Regions from separate parts of the Mus musculus genome. Here region 1 is linked to region 2. Evidence: chromatin loops called from intact Hi-C (ENCODE). Cell type or tissue: left cerebral cortex. All regions are shown on one strand. Links, peaks and the distances in the headings refer to the core of each region. The heading gives the core; the rest is flanking DNA.

The links. Hi-C counts contacts between places; a loop is a spot of excess contacts. Peaks named below come from ENCODE experiments on the same cell type or tissue, not always from the same donor. Only the 100,000 strongest peaks of a DNase experiment are listed, where the experiment ranks them.
Region 1: it touches region 2 in a loop (2.2-fold over the local background); 2 of 42 quality-filtered maps call a loop at or near these places.

What each region holds. Positions count from the first base shown.
Region 1 is chr1:181,358,485-181,364,016 of GRCm38, forward strand. The region is part of intron 1 of Cnih3 (cornichon family AMPA receptor auxiliary protein 3); the gene reads left to right. Among named protein-coding and RNA genes, the nearest start is that of Cnih3, 8.6 kb to the left of the region's middle. In left cerebral cortex, for the core only: a CTCF peak has its summit at 2,432 (motif pointing left); no DNase peak of the experiment used is centred there.
Region 2 is chr1:181,623,356-181,627,355 of GRCm38, forward strand. It overlaps Dnah14 (dynein, axonemal, heavy chain 14), which reads left to right. Exons shown (of 87, transcript NM_001377039.1): 19 at 3,286-3,627. It overlaps Gm33612 (a long non-coding RNA gene), which reads right to left and starts at 3,880. Exons shown (of 3, transcript XR_373757.4): 1 at 3,771-3,880; 2 at 3,263-3,385. In left cerebral cortex, for the core only: no CTCF peak of the experiment used is centred there; DNase peaks (open chromatin) are centred at 1,698 and 3,305.

The sequences.
Region 1 (5,532 bases), core at 878-4,877, 260 kb before region 2:
ACTGATGCAAAGAAGACCAACCATTTGGGAGGCTCATAGCCTGTGATACTAGTGTGTGTGTGTGTGTGTGTGTGTGTGTGTGTGTGTGTGTGTGTGTGTGTGGGTCTTCCCACAGGAGGTGGGGAACACTGACAAACTTGGGGGGGTGCTTTCTCTCTGCTGTGGTATTTGTTTTTTGTTTCCTCTTGTGGTGAGTGCTGGCTGGCCGGCTCCCAAAGCCAGTCTTGACACCGTTGTATCTCCATCAATCATATTGTAAGAACAGAGGAGGGGACAGAACTCGCCGGCTCTGGAAACAAGCCAGTGCTGGCTGGCAGAGCCTCCTCAGTTGCTTATGGTTTTCAGGCTTCCTAAGGTGAGATGCAGTAGAGCCACCAAAAGTTTCCCCTGACTCTCCAGTCTCTGAGCAACGGCAGGCGAAGCTGTGAGGTCTTGTCACGGACGTTTCTATCTGTACCAACGCCGAGGCCACACTTGCCTTCACTTTCCTCCTGTCTCCTCCAGCCGCCGTATTCCGTTCTCTACTGTGCATTCCCGTGGCTCTGTGCTTTATTCTCTGGACCTGTTTTCTGCTACCACTTTCTTCCCAGAAGTTGAGAAGTGCCTCATTTTCCCATCAATGTGCTGTCTGGACAGCATCCTCGCCACTCTTGGCTGTCACTGTTGTCTGCCTCTGTGGGCCACTCTCAGAGGCAGATCCACCAAGGATTGGACGCAGTCATGGACACATCCTCAGTGACCTATGTTGTGGCCGGTCACCTGACCTCCTGTCCGAGACGACGTATGACCCCCTGACCACACCTCTGCCTATCATTCCAGGCAGCCCTGGCCCTCCTGCTTCCACTCTGTCTGAGATCCCTGTTTAGACTATAATTTCCCCTTTTCTCAGGACATTGTCCCTTGAGGACATGATTCTCTTTAAGCTCATCCATCACTTGGCTCATCTGCGCACATCTTTATGTGACCGTGTTACCTTTATGGTGAGAGCCCCCTGTTTAGTGACAATTTTGGAGTTTTGGTTTCTTTGGAAAAACACAGAAATAGTATGGGAATATATTTTCTTTTTAATCCCAGGTGTGGGATGTGGGACTACTTCAGCTTGTCCACAGCAGGTGACTATGATTTGCCTTGTGCTTTAGCAGGAGTGTGATTTTGCCAGTTGTAGATGCTCTCTGTGATTGTGTGATATTTGGAATTCGGGGGGCTTTTTAGAGGATATATAAATGCTAGGGCCTTGAGAAGTGTGTGTGTGTGTGTTGTTGTTGTTAGTGGTTTGTTATGTAGTTGTGCACAAAGAAGAAACAAGAAGAAATCAGATATCCCAATGGTGAAGATTAAACTTGCCCCAAGGAACCCAACACCCCTAATCAGCAGAAAGTCTTTATCATAGTCTCTGCACATCAGTATGGCTTGGGTCTGAGTCGTGAACTTTCTCCATACCGTCTTATGTTTTTGACACATTCTTGGAGCCCCAGAAGCTCCTACACTCATGTGTTCATGTCAGGCTCACTAATATGACACAGCCTGTCATGAGGAGCACCTCGCTGCCCTGCATTGATATGATGGAGCCTGTCATGAGGAGCACCTCGATGCCCTGCACTGATATGACACAGCCTGTCATGAGGAGCACCTTGCTGCCCTGCACTGATATGATGGAGCCTGTTATGAGGAGCACCTCACTGCCCTGCCATCTTGGTCTTTTCTGTTGCTATAACAGAACATGGTAGACCAGGTAGCAGAAACAAGAGTTTATTTGGCTCATAGTTCTAAGATCTAAGGGCTACCCCTGGCAAGGGTCTTCTTACTACGTCACACCGTGATGGAAGGCACCACTTGGCATGAGAGCATGTGTTGGGAAGTGGGGGATGGTTTCCACATTATACTTTTAGAACTAATTCCACCTATGGCATCAGCCTTGGTCCATTCATGTAGGTGGTATCCATGACTTCATTGCCCCTTAAAGGTCCCACCACTTCATACCATCGCAACAGCAATTAAACTTCAACATGGTCTTTAATGAAACAACCAGAGCATAGTACCCACCCTCTAAGAACTTGTCTGTGTATGCTCTTGTAAGTTCATTTCTCCCTTGACTCTAGCCACGGTCTCCCTTTTGTTGAAGCTGCTGTCTTCTGTGAACATTGATTCAACATGTTTCCCTGAACCCTCAGTACCGCACCCCACAGCCGTGTCTCCAGGCCTTCTGACAGGCTAAGTTTCTTCTTCCAGATAGGCTTTGCCTTCCCAGATCCTGCCCACTTTCCCTTTATTTTCTCCCATCAGACAGACACATAATACACTGGGGATGGACCCATCTTCCAGGTCTGGGTATTTTGCCAGCTGTGTTTCTTCCCTGTTCCTAAGGTAAGTCTTGAAAGTCTTTGACCCCTGCCCTCTGTCCACAGTGCTTATTCACTCAGTGCCTGCCAAGGACACCAATGCCCTCTGCTGGGCGGTCTCTGGGTATCAGTTGGCTTACAGAGACCTCTTTGAGGTCTGGACATTGCTGTTCATACTTGCCGTCCTGTTCCCTCTAGTCCCAAGTTGTTTCTGGATCATGCCTTGGGTTCTTCTCTCTACCCCGAACATTTTCTCACCTTTCTCCTGGTTGTTTTCTTTCTTTCTGCCTCTTAGACTTGAACTTAGAACAGGCCTGAGTCTGCCTTCATGAGCTGCCGGCCCCATTCCCGCTTGTTCTACACTGAGCCTGTGTGTCCTCGTCACTCAAGGCCTCGGTGGATCTGGTCCTTAGCTTCAGACCTCTCCACTTCTCCTCTCTCAGTTGTCAGTAAGCATTAACTTTTTGTCACTGGGAGAGTGAACTTGTGAAAGATTTGTTTGGGCTCCTATTGAGGTAGTCCTTCAAGGATATGAAGCAGTGTAAAATCATAAATCACATTAACCAGGAGGCAAGGAGAAAGAGAATGAAGAGGTTGGGGTCCCATAATCTCCTGAAAAGGTCACACCTGAGTGCCCGGATGACCTCCTGGTAGGCTTCACTTCTGAAAGGCCAAGTCTTTCATGTGTGCCCTCTTGGGACATGCACCATTCAAACATAGTCACTTGTCTTCTTTTCTCTGCCTCATGCCCCCCCCCCCACCTTGGGGCAGGCTTGATTTGTTCTTCCTGGGAGCGTCATATCCCTTCAAAACTGGACTCCTGGGTTTTCATCCCACTCAACTGAATCCATATGCTACAACCCTCTCTAGAGTGAGCTCTAATAGCTGAGAGAATCTCTTCATGTCATCTCCAGAATAAAAGCCTTTCTGAACTCTCTTACCCACAAAGCTTAGCAGGCTTCCGAGGCTAGGTCCAGTCAATGGTTTCACCCCCACTTGACACTGTCTGTTCCAGTAAGTTCCCAAATGGGCTCTTACTCTTCCCTTGAGTGCTGTCTACTCATCCCTTCCCTTACTGGGCTGGCTGAATTCCAGCCTTACATTTCCTGAGAAACCTCCACTGCCCCTCATTTATTTCCTCTGTCCCCTTACACCCCAAGGTTCCACTGGTCTTGCAGCACTAGGCTACAGGTTCTTGGGGATTGGAATGGCTCCCATCTGTTGTGGTTATCTCACTATCCAGCGCACGGGTGGCATGATGATTTGAGCTCTTACTGCAGCATAAGTAGATTCAGCATCTGGCTAATTTACTGGGCTAGCCAAGCTTGACAAACTCTTTCTTGATGAATAGTTTCCTAGACTTACAATAGTCTTATAGATGGTTTCTAAAATTATACAATCCCAGACCTGCAGGAGGCATCTCAGGTCTGGTGGCTCTGTCTGCGAGGGGAGGTTCCCTATTCTATTGCTGTGAAGAGACACCATGACCAGGGCAGCTCACAAAAGGCATTTAATTGGGGGCTTGCTCACAGTTTCAGAGTCCTGTTCATCATGACAGGAAGCATGGCAGCACACAGGCACGATGCTGGAGCAATGGCTGAGAGCTTACATCTGATCTGCAAGCACAAGGGAGGCAGAGAGTGAGATTGGGCCTGGCATGAGTTTTAGAAATCTCAAAGCCCATCTCCCAGTGACATTTTCTTCAACAAGGCCATACCTCATAATCCTTAAACTGTCTACCTACTGTCTTGGGATAGGGTCTCTTACTAAACTAAAAGCTTGCATTTTTGGCTAGGCTAGGTGGTCAGTGAGCTCTTAGGATCTGCCTATTTCTACTTCACAATGATGGGGTTGCAGGCATGCACATCCATGACTATTATTATTATTTTTTTAAATGTAGGTCTGTGAATTCAAACTCGGGTTCCCACACTTGCTCATTGGGCCATCTCACCAGCCCCTGAGATACCCATTAAAAGTGTATTACATTTAGTATGTGTGTATATGTACATGTGTGTGCATATGTGCACAGGCACAGTACATACATGGGGGTCAGAGGACAACTTGTGGGAGTCACTGGTATCTCTACCATGTGGGTCTTAGAGATCATACTCAGGCCATCAGACTTGGTGGCAAGTGTCTTTTTCTTTTTCCTGCTATGCCATCTCCCCAGTCCCTGTGAGACCCATTTTGATCCTAATTGTGAAATATCCCATTCATTCACCACTTGGCAACCAGATGCAGACAATCTCCTTGTGGCTTATAGGGGCAAATACTAAATTCCAGTGGATGTCTTTGCAGTTCAGGTTGCTTCTTGTGGTGGCTTGCGGGACCTTAGAAAGGAAACTGGATTGTTCTGAATAGAGGAGAGGCATAGAATGAGTCCTGCTAGAGACAGGGAAGCTGCTTCTGTGAATTCCAACCTCAGATCTGGGGGGTGGGAGTGGGGGTTGGGCAGCTGCTGTTGGGGGTGAGGGAGATCACTCATGTTCAGTGTCTGAATCTTCATGGGTGACTGAAATATCTGTATGTTAAATAGCATGGGGAGTCTGATTAAATCCCATAAAGGTCATGAAAACTCCCAAGTGCACAATTAAATCCGGAGTTGGTCTCTGAATACCAATGCAGAACTTAATGATGAGGCTGGCAAATATTTTTAATTTAGCATAGAAAGAGAGGCAAACACAAGACTTTCTTACATGTGCTAAAATAAAGCTGAAACACAAATCGGAAACAATGGCATCCAATTCAAGGGTGGGCTGATAGACTGAAATGGGGCCACCAGCAATTTTGCTTGCATGGTGTGGTACCTGTGATGGTTAAGTGTCAGCTTGATTAGAACTAGGATCACCTGGGAGGAGAGTCTAAAAGGAGAACTTTCAACATGGGGTTGGCCTGTGGACCTGTCTATGAGGGATTGCCTTAATTAACTTAATCAGTGTGGGAAGATCCAGTCCACTGTGGGCGGCGCCATTTCCTAGGCACGGTTCCTGAACTGTTTAAAAGTATGGAGAAACAGAGCTAAGCACAAGCAAGCAAGTGAGCATGTATATATTCGTCTGTGTTCTCACAATCGTGAGCGTAATGGATCTAGCTGTTTGAAATTCTTTCCTTGATTTCCCCACACAATGATGAATGGTTACCTGGCATTGTAAGCTGACACAAACTATTTCCCCCAGCACCCCCATAGTTGCTT
Region 2 (4,000 bases), core at 1-4,000:
ATGGGGGGCTTTTTAAAGCTGAAAACCGCAAACAGAATTTGCTCAGGTACACAGGCCAAACCACAGTGCTAGGTAACACACTAAGGTCAAAGGAATGTCCCCATTGTAAAAGGTCCAGAAAGGAGTGCCCTCATTGTAAAGGGAAAGGAATGCCCCACATTGTAAATGTCCTGAGTCAATTACAAAACGGAAGCAAGATAGTGGAAGAAGCAAAAGAGTGTTAGATAATGGCCCTGGAACAAGATTCCAGAGGCTTCTGGGGCCCCAACAAGAACCTACCTCTGCCAGTAATTCCTAGTTACCACTTATTAATTCTTATGTTCCATCTTGGTTACTCTTCACTCCAATTAGACATCTGGGTGCTCTCCTTGCTTCTCTACCCCATGGCAGACTCTGTCTCTCCTCCCTCCACACTCTCCTAAGCCATCTCCCCTTCCTCTCCTCCCGTCCCAAGCCCAGGAAACGCCAAGCTCTCGCCTCTGTCTGTCCTCCCCAGCTCTCAGCTGCTGCTTTCTTTATTTACCAGTCAGAGCTAACTGAGGGCAGGTTCCCAGAAGCTATGTGCAGACCCTATCGTGCAAACAGTTTTTTGGGGGAGCATAGTTAGCATTCATAATACAAGCAGGTACACCTTTTCATAAGAAAATTTCAGATTAGATTATAACTTGATGATATACAATCAAAAATACATATAAGTATTATACTCAGAAAATCCCAAAGTACTGTGATTACATTTGTTTTTGTGTTTAGTCTTTATCTGTGTATAAGTGCATTTCTGTATGTGAATGTGACACATACATTTGCCATAACATGTGGAGGTCAAAAGGCAAACTTCAGGAGTTGTTTGACACAGTGTCTCTTGTTTGTATCACATAAACCAGATTAGAGGCCCTTGGGCTTCCAGAAATTCTTCTCCACTTGATTTGGCCGTAGGACTCCTGGGATTATAGACATGCATGCTCTTGTGTAGTTTATGGAGATGCAAACTTTGGTCCTCACACTTGCAAGTACTTTACCCAACTCAGTCCCTCCTCAGCACTTACATGTGTGTTTTATTAAATATCACTTCCTTTAGAACTTTCTGTAACTACGTGGAAGACTGCGCCCCATGTCACTGCCCATCTCTTTTTTTTTTTTTTTTTTTTTTTTTTTTTGGCTTTATAACGCACATCATTGTCTGACATCATTGTTCCCCATAGACTCACTAGGCTATGGCTTGTCTGCTTTGTAGAACAAATATGGATCCCAGTATCCTAGCTGTTGCCTGTACCAGCATCCTCCCATAGTACCCAAGACAGGTTTCAAGACCAGAGTTTATGATAACAGCTATCATTTTTTTTTCTTTATCCAGCCAGACTTCCAATACTTCTTAAACCCAAAGTTACAAGCTGCCCATCGACTGTGCCTCTGCAGTATAACTGTGAGAGGATAGCAGCATTCTCACACATACCAAGTCTAATGTTGCATCAAACCTTATCCAAAGTAGCGAACAGAGCTTGAGTGGGCCAGGAATAATTTTCAAGAAAGATGTTAATTGCAAAAGGAGAAGCGCCAGTGGCGTGGAAGCGGAGTTGACAGGCAGGATATTGCAGGCAGGAGTTAATGTAGCTAGATTCAGTTGCACATGACTCCCACGTGCAACAGCAACAGCAACAGAGCTGTCGCCTACACAAGTTAGAACTAATTTCTCTTGTGGGAAGTAGTAGTGCCCACATAGTGACTTGTAGCAGGGACGGTAGGGAGGGCCACCTATATATAAACACCGGGGGCCACGTAGCCACAAAAAAACATCTACAGGAGTACCTAATTTAGGACTGCCTGAGAGACCAAGGATTGGTGGTGCCAGCCAATGCCAGCCAATCAGGAACTGCTGTTTAGAAGAGATGCTTTCTTGGGATGAATGGGGCACTGGTGGAGGGTATTAAAGGAGCTTGCAGCAGTGCTCAGATGAGCTTGCTGTGACATTTCCCACCTGCTCCCAGAGTCTGTGTTGTTGACTCTGTGCTACCTCACCTCCAACCCCCAAGGGCAAGTAGGGCCCAGCAGCAAGTAGTCCAGGGCACAGGCAACAGTCGCTGGGAATACTGGCTGCTTTGAGCTCACAGTGTGCCTTTCCCTAAGCATCTCTAATGTCACATCCTGTTAGACAGCAGGGCAGAAGAAGGCAACATGCCCATTATGGGGCTAGGAAGCTAGGCAATGCAATGCATCAATAGAGTTATCTTTTAAGAGCCTCCTCTTACCATCTCTTAAAGTTATATTCATTCATTTTCCCCCAAATAATGTTTTTATTAATTCCTTGAGAATTTCATACAATTAATTTGATACTTTTCACCCCCTTCCCCAAGTTCTCCCAGATATCCACCCCACATCCCTACTCCACAAATTTATATTTTCTCCTCCCCTCCCTCTTAAATCCGTCAAGGTCCAGTCTGCTTTGCCCAGCAACTCTTGGGAATTAGAGCCTACTCTGGATGGAACCATTAAAGAAAACCGACTTTCCCTCTTCCAAAAGCTAACAAATACTGGTAGCTCCCTAGCTAGGGGTGGGACTTCCTGCCTGCCTACCTCCCCTCTCCATGCTGAGGTGTCCTTAGGCTTGGCCTTGTACAGGCCTGTGCACTCTGTTACAGCCCCTGGGGGATGTAGATGCACCTGCCCTGTTGTGTCCAGAAAACACCGTTTCTCTGAAGTCACCCACTAGCCCTGCCCCCTCACCTCTAAAACTCCAAGCTTTGAGGAAAGGGTTGTGATGGGTGTCCCACATAGTGATCAGCGTTTACAGTTCCTCATGCTTTCCACCGTGACCCTTTGTGGATCTCGGTGTTAACTGCCATCTATTGCAAGGAGAGCTTTCTCTGATGGTCACTGAATTGCAGTTCTGTAACTTAGCACATACCTAATCTTAGACTAATCTGAGACTTGGTTCCTTGTATGCAAAGTAGAGAAAATAACACCTAATCAGTAAACACAATCAAAGAGGACCACTGACTGGAGAGTCTATTGTATAAACGGTCAGGGTGGCCATTCCAGCCTTAAGTATTGTGCATGCCTTATAACACGTATATTACACATGAAATCTACTCAAGCACTTTGAGATCACAATAGAAGGACTGGATCATGCTCGTCTGCTTCATACTTAGGATCCTGTCCAATTTGTATAGCACTGCACATCCAAGTGTATGGCATTGCACTTGTAGACGTCAGCCTTCTGAAATGAAGAGAGTGGTTTCCCAAAATAGTGAAACCATTGCGTACTTACCACTAGTGTGCTAATCCTTGCAGACTTTAGACTCGTTGCTGCACCAACTGGACACTGAGCCCGTGGAACTGGAAGAATTTGTGGAGCATTTGAATTTTTTGGATGACATTTTCTCGAGCTTGACTGAAATAGAAAAGGATTTCTGCACAATTTCTGAGCTGTATTCCATTGTGAGGCATTACCAGATCAATGTGTCAGAAGAGCAGATCGCCATCTACAAAATCATCTTCATGAAGTTCAATCATCTAAAAACATCCATGAAGTTTGTCGCCATGAATAGAGAAACCAGTCTCACTAAATTCAAGAACGGTTTGGAAGCATATATTGTCAGCCTACGAGTGGATGTCAGTAACTTAAAAGATAAGGTAAGTGCTTTTTAAATTTTTTACTATTTTTATAGTTATTTTTATATTTTTAAATTTTTATCTTAGTCTCATGTAATACTGTGCTTTTATATATTCATTTTCTATGGAGTCATAGCTAAATTATGTAATCCAAATATACTTACCCTGTGTGGTGCTGCAAATGAGAAATGTCTTCCATTTGAGCCCTTGTCCCCAGTTGGTAACACTGTTTGGTTACTAAGGTGTGGCCGCACTGGAGGAGGTCCATTCCTGAGGGTGGGCTTTCAGAGTAAATGCCTCACAGACACCCCCACCCCCACCCAACCCCACCTCCGGCTCTGCCCTCTCTGCCTCCTGTCTGCGCTTGAGGGAGTGAGCAGCGCTCAGCTTTCTG